Regions from separate parts of the Mus musculus genome. Here region 2 is linked to region 1. Evidence: chromatin loops called from intact Hi-C (ENCODE). Cell type or tissue: gastrocnemius. All regions are shown on one strand. Each heading gives the region's core, and the rest is flanking DNA. Links, peaks and the distances in the headings are about the cores only.

What was found. Peaks named below come from ENCODE experiments on the same cell type or tissue, not always from the same donor. Only the 100,000 strongest peaks of a DNase experiment are listed, where the experiment ranks them.
Region 2: a loop joins it to region 1, with 1.8 times the contacts of the local background. A loop is called at or near these places in 2 of 42 quality-filtered maps.

What each region holds. Positions count from the first base shown.
Region 1 is chr13:29,633,664-29,636,581 of GRCm38, reverse strand. The region is part of intron 8 of Cdkal1 (CDK5 regulatory subunit associated protein 1-like 1); the gene reads left to right. Among named protein-coding and RNA genes, the nearest start is that of Cdkal1, 220 kb to the left of the region's middle. In gastrocnemius, for the core only: no CTCF peak of the experiment used is centred there; no DNase peak of the experiment used is centred there; H3K27ac peaks cover 1,127 bases.
Region 2 is chr13:29,793,360-29,796,277 of GRCm38, reverse strand. All of the region lies in intron 4 of Cdkal1 (CDK5 regulatory subunit associated protein 1-like 1), which reads left to right. Among named protein-coding and RNA genes, the nearest start is that of Cdkal1, 61 kb to the left of the region's middle. In gastrocnemius, for the core only: no CTCF peak of the experiment used is centred there; no DNase peak of the experiment used is centred there.

The DNA.
Region 1 (2,918 bases), core at 140-2,639:
GTTCTGGTGGCTGAAGGTGTATTCAGTTAGCTGGTAGAATTCTGGCCTAGCATGCCTGAGGTCCTGGGCTCTACTCGATTTCTGTGACGGCATATGCTTATAATCCCAGCTGTGTGATGGTAGAGACAGGAGATAGCTTAGAGTCTTGGAGGAGGAAAGAGTAATGGTGAGTTGTCCTTGGTTAACCAGATGAGATCCAGAATCTCAGAGAGACAGTTTTGAGTTCAAGAGAGGGGGAAAGACCTACTGTGAATTTGGAGGCATTATCCCATGGGCTGGGGTTGTGGGCTGCATATATAGGAGAGAATGGTTGGGCCCCAGAATTCCCTCTCTGCTTCCTGACTGTGCATGTGATATTTCCGTCCACTTCATTCTCCTGCCCTCACATCTAGAACTTCTTTGATGATGGATTGTGCTCTCAAACCTTGACTCCTTTTCCTTATTTAAAAATATTTGTTTAAAAAAAAAGTTAGCCTGAGCTATGAGATCCAGTTTCAAAAAACAAAACAAGTGTGTCTGCCTGCCTCCTTCCCAGCGTTGTGGCATTCTGCAAGCATTTCCAAGGCTCTGGCTGCAGACATAGACTAGGTGTGTTGGTAGTGCCTTGTCTGTCACATCCCCCCCTCCCCCGGGAGGTTAATTGGAGTCACCTCAGCTGTTCCTTAGACTGCTGATGCACTTACATGCTATTGTTTTTGTTGTCTTTTATTGGGAACATTTCCTTGAACATTTTCTTTGAGTATCAAAAGACGTTTTGTCTGTGGTTGGAAAAAATGTCTCTGACCTGCCAACCAAACTTGAAATTGCATAAGAAAATGGGTGTTGATGCTGAGAAATGGTGTGTAGGCAACAACACTCTTGTTCTGTACAAAACAGTGATGAAATACCAACAGCACATGTGGACTCGCTCTTGCTTTATGTTTGTTTGGGAAAAGCTTTGGGAAGAAAGACCCATGTCTGCTGTTTAATGCATTTCATTTAGGGATGGGATTTGTTTGGCAGTCATTATAGGGACAACATAGAACTAATTCTGTACATAGCTCCTTCGGTCCCATTTCTTCCTGTTTGTATTGAAATGTAACTGCCATGTATGACTTGTAGGAAACAGATCACAGCCTTTAGGTGATTTCTATAGAATTTCATTCTCCTTTTCAGTTATTATTATCCCCTGTTATTAAGTAGGCCAATGTCTGTGTGTTTCTCCGGGTGTCTGTGTGTCTGTCTTTTTCTCCCCTCCTCCCCTCCTCCCCTCCTCCCCTCCCCTCCTCCCCTCCTCCCCTCCCCTCCCCTCCCCTCCCCTCCCCTCCCCACCTCCCCCCCCCCTCTCAGAGATCAACCACACATACGATTTTTTGAGAGATGTCTCTAACTAGCCTGGGACTAGACAAGTGTTTTATCAACTAAGCTTTCTTTCCAGCCTCTTTATTAGTCTATGTGTTTCAAACCACACATGGTGACTCATATTTACAACTCCAGTACTCAGAAAGTTAAGGTGAAAGGATGATAGTGAGTTTGAGTCTAACCTGGACTATATTAGCAAGTGGCTATCCTGGATTAGAGAGGGAGACCTTTTCTCCTTATTTCAACTTGTGTGTGTGTGTGTGTGTGTGTGTGTGTGTGTGTGTGAGTGAGTGTGTGTGTGCCTACCTTAAAATGAAGCATTTTACTTCTCTTGGTTGTATAGTTTGGGAGCACTTACCCTGTCTTATTGTTTATTGAGAGGCCCTCCCCACCATTTGACTCCAGAGTCTTTCTATTTCCCCAAGCTTAGATTCTGTTCATGAAACAGCAGCATCCCTGATCCCTCTTGTCTTCATCCCTGGTACTCACCCACTTTCTGCACCTGATTTTGGCTACACTACTTACTTTTCAGTTGGAGTCACATCCTTTTTCCTTTTGTGATTTGCTTTTTACACTTAGTGTTGTACATTTATGCTTCTCCCTAGGGATAGCATGTGACAGATTTCATTTTCCAAGGCCAGATACAATTCTATGTACCTACCAGATTTACTTTGTATATTCTAATTCTGATCAATATTTGTGTTTCTTTGCATTTTTGCTATGAGAGCAATATTTACTGTAAACATTCTTGAGCAAGTCTGTATGTAAGTGTTTGTGTATAGTTCTTTTGTTTCTATGGTGTTCCTGGATCATATCATATTTCTTTTTTAGGGAACTCTGCCTTTTTAAGGAACTGTCAAGTTATTTTCTATAGCCACTGTGTTACTTCCCATCTCTACCACTTGTAGAATTTTGTGTTTTCTTTTCTTCAGAGTCAGTCAACAGAGATCCTCAAATCAAAACAAAAAACAAAAATCCCGCCTTTAATCCCAGCACTTGGGAGGCAGAGGCAGGCAGGTTTCTGAATTCGAGGCTAGCCTGGTCTACAAAATGAGTTCCAGGACAGCCAGGGCTATACAGAGACACCCCTGTCCAAAAAAAAAAAAAAAAAAAAAAAAAAAAAAAAAAAAATCCTCCATTCTTTTATATGGTCAACAAAAATTTATCCTAACTTCTTCATATGCAAAGTTTCTCCATAATATTACAGTTGTTCATTATTTTAGGTCTATCTGGCTAATTTCTCTTTATACCATAGTGTTTGTGTTCATGCAATATAAGGTTTCAGCTCTCAACTTTGGTCATAGACTTTAACATAAAAAGATCACCTCAGCAGCAGGTAGAATCCCGTTAGCGGGGATCTGGGAAAATGTTTTTAAGGTCCCCAAAGACTAAAATAAAGAAAGTAAGTATAAGATTCGCCCTATGTTTAACCCTACCATCTGACTCTATAAATCATGAGAGTGCACTGGCAGAGACAGTTTTGATTTCTGAATGAGGCCAAGATCTGTAGGCCTGCCAGTACTGCTGTGCATCAGCAAGTTTTTTGATAAGTTATTTGCATTAAGAATTTGTTTATG
Region 2 (2,918 bases), core at 289-2,788, 160 kb before region 1:
GACTAGTTGAGATCCCTGTGTTAACTGCCATCTACTCCAAGATGAGGTTTCTCTGATGAGGCTAGAGAAAATTGCTGATCTATGAGTATAGCAATATATTAATTTCTTAAAGTCAAGAGAAGGGATTACAAAGTGTTCTCACTTCAAAAATGATAACTTATAACCTTGTGCGTTAAAAGATATGGTAACTAGCTATATTAAGGTAATCCATAACACACACACACACACACACACACACACACACACACACACACGCACACATGCACGCGCACACATGCACACGCACACATATACACAAATGGAGTGCTTCCAAACACTGTGTTGAATACATTCTAAAAAAGGTAATAGAATGAGAAACCCCTCTTGCTGAGTAGGCCTACTTTTAGATATGTTCCTCCAGTGACTTGGAACAATGTGAAGTGAATACAGATTTGGTTTATCATTTATCAAATAAGATTAATGTCTTCCTTCTTTTGGACAAATCTGTAATGCTTTGACTATCCCCCCCCCCCAATTGGGGAGTTTATAGTTCTTATTACAATCTATTTGAGTCAGCTAAGGTGTATAGGTTCTCAGCTGGTTGAGTATATGACAGCTCTTTATTCTCAAAGATGTATTATTACATTTATTCCCATCCACCCTCTCTCTCAGCACTTTTATTTTTTAATTTTTGGATACTTTATTGGGTTCTATTATGTACCCCCCTTCTCTACCTTTCAACCCCCACTACTAGGGGGCATAGACCTCTTTAGAGTATTTCCTGCTGGTTAGGGGCATTGAGTTCCTATGGGAATGTCCAGTCTTTGTTGTCAGGGTATCTCCAGCAACCAGCAATCCAGCAATCCAGCAATCCAGAGAAATCTACAAAAGCAAAAGCAGCAACCAGCAGCAGCCGTGGAGGCAGCAACAGCAGGGGAGCAGCAGCTGCCTCAGGCCCTTGTGGGGCTCTCATATTTATACTCTCTCAAGAGTCCCCAGAATTCCAAATGTAAACTATCTGCAGCTGACAAAAATCATGCCCCTTCTAGATCATGAGACAATCATAATAACTGTGGACAATCTGAAGCAGCCTCATATCCCACACCTGGGATTAAAACAAAAACATATTCACATAACATAACTGGGTTTTTAAGGAAACCTAAATTCTCACTACATACATACAAGTGTGGTCATGCACATATGCAGGTGCATTTATCTTGTGTCACATGTGTGGAGCCTAAGCAACATACAGTTAACAAGAGATTTAAAAGTCGTCCTCTTTTTACACATTTTATTTATTTATATTTCTATATGTGGGTGTTTTGCCTAAATGTTTGTATGTATACCCCGTGTGTGCCTGGTGCCCATGGAGGCCAGAAGAGGGTGTGGGTCCCTTGTAGTGAAGTTACTGGTGGTTATTAGCTGCCTTGTGGGTATTGGGAATTGAACCTGGGTCTTCTGCAAGAGCAGCAAGTGCTTCTAACAGATGAGCAATCACTCTGATCAGTGTTTTTATTTTTATATATGTAGCATCTTTTTAGAGCTACTGAATTTAGACTTGCTGAAATGGTTATTTTCCCTAGCTCCTTCAAGAATCCTAAAGATTCGCTTCAGTAGTCCAAGAGATTAGAAGCATCAGTTCGTCAGTTCCATTTAGGCTTTTCTCTAATGTGATGCAGTCCTGGCTCTGTTTGCCTTTGTCGTTATTCTCCATGATAGGTACACAGAGTGTACATTTTCCTCTCAGATGCCACCCCTGTGGCTCCATAAATTCTGTGTCCTGGCGCAAGCCTCCCAGCTGGGATGTCACCAAGGGAGGACTTGAAGTCACATTTCCGTCCGTACGCTATGCTTCTCTTCCTCACTTCTGTATCCCATGGTAGCTGCTACCTTTCTGAAGTATTGTGCCTGCCGATGCCTATTAATTGTATACTTGGTTATTATCCAGTAGTGGCTTAGTATATTGCTTTGCATTATACCACATTCCACCTCATCTTTTGTATTTCCCACCCAGGTACTTAATCAGTTCTTTTCCCAAGAGGAGGTGTTTCCTTTCCATGGAAACTAAGTACTGTGGGCTAGATGTACCAGGTAGTGGATCTCCTTTTCCTTTAGACACTCAATGGCAGATCAAGGAATGTGTACATGTATGTGTACATGTATGGACATTTCTGACCCAATATGAACTTGAATTCATTGTAGCTTCTGTCAACAAGTGAAAGCCTCCTGGCAGCTCTTCTCACCCATAGCAGATACCTTCTCTGTTGTTTCGTCTAGGCTCAGATTTAGGAGGGCCCATTGACCACCTTCCCTTCCCAATCTTTTCTACCCTTCTTGGGGTTGCTTGATTTACATAGGTCTTCTCTGACTCAAAGAAAGGATTCATGGGTACTTGTTTCCTAACTCAAATTTGAAATTGTTACTTTTCAGTAAATAACTATTGTACCTTATTGATTGAGGAATTGAGGATTTTGCCCATTCAGCTTTTCATTGTTGTTTTGTGGCTCTTTAAGTTTATCTATCTATCTATCTATCTATCTATCTATCTATCTATCTACCTACCTACCTACCTACCTATCTACCTATCTATTTATTTATTGTCAGTGTGGACAAAGGGGATGAGGACAACACTGGATTGGTCATACACATATTTTGTTTTTAGTTTAGTTTATTCTGTTTCTAGATGATACTTTTAAAAAGTTTGTCTGGTTTGAGTCTATTCTCCTGTTAGACAACTTATGATGTTTTTTGTTGGTGATTTTATTTCTTTGCTTGGCTTACTGGTTTTTGAGAAAGACGGAATTTATGATTTTATATTCTGCCATTTTTAACTTTGAGACTTGGAGAAAAATCCACCTAAACCCCTTTCTACTCTTATCTGACTGCCTCTCCAGATTTACTATGTCTGTTTAAATACAGCTATAGTGTCTGATTGCTCT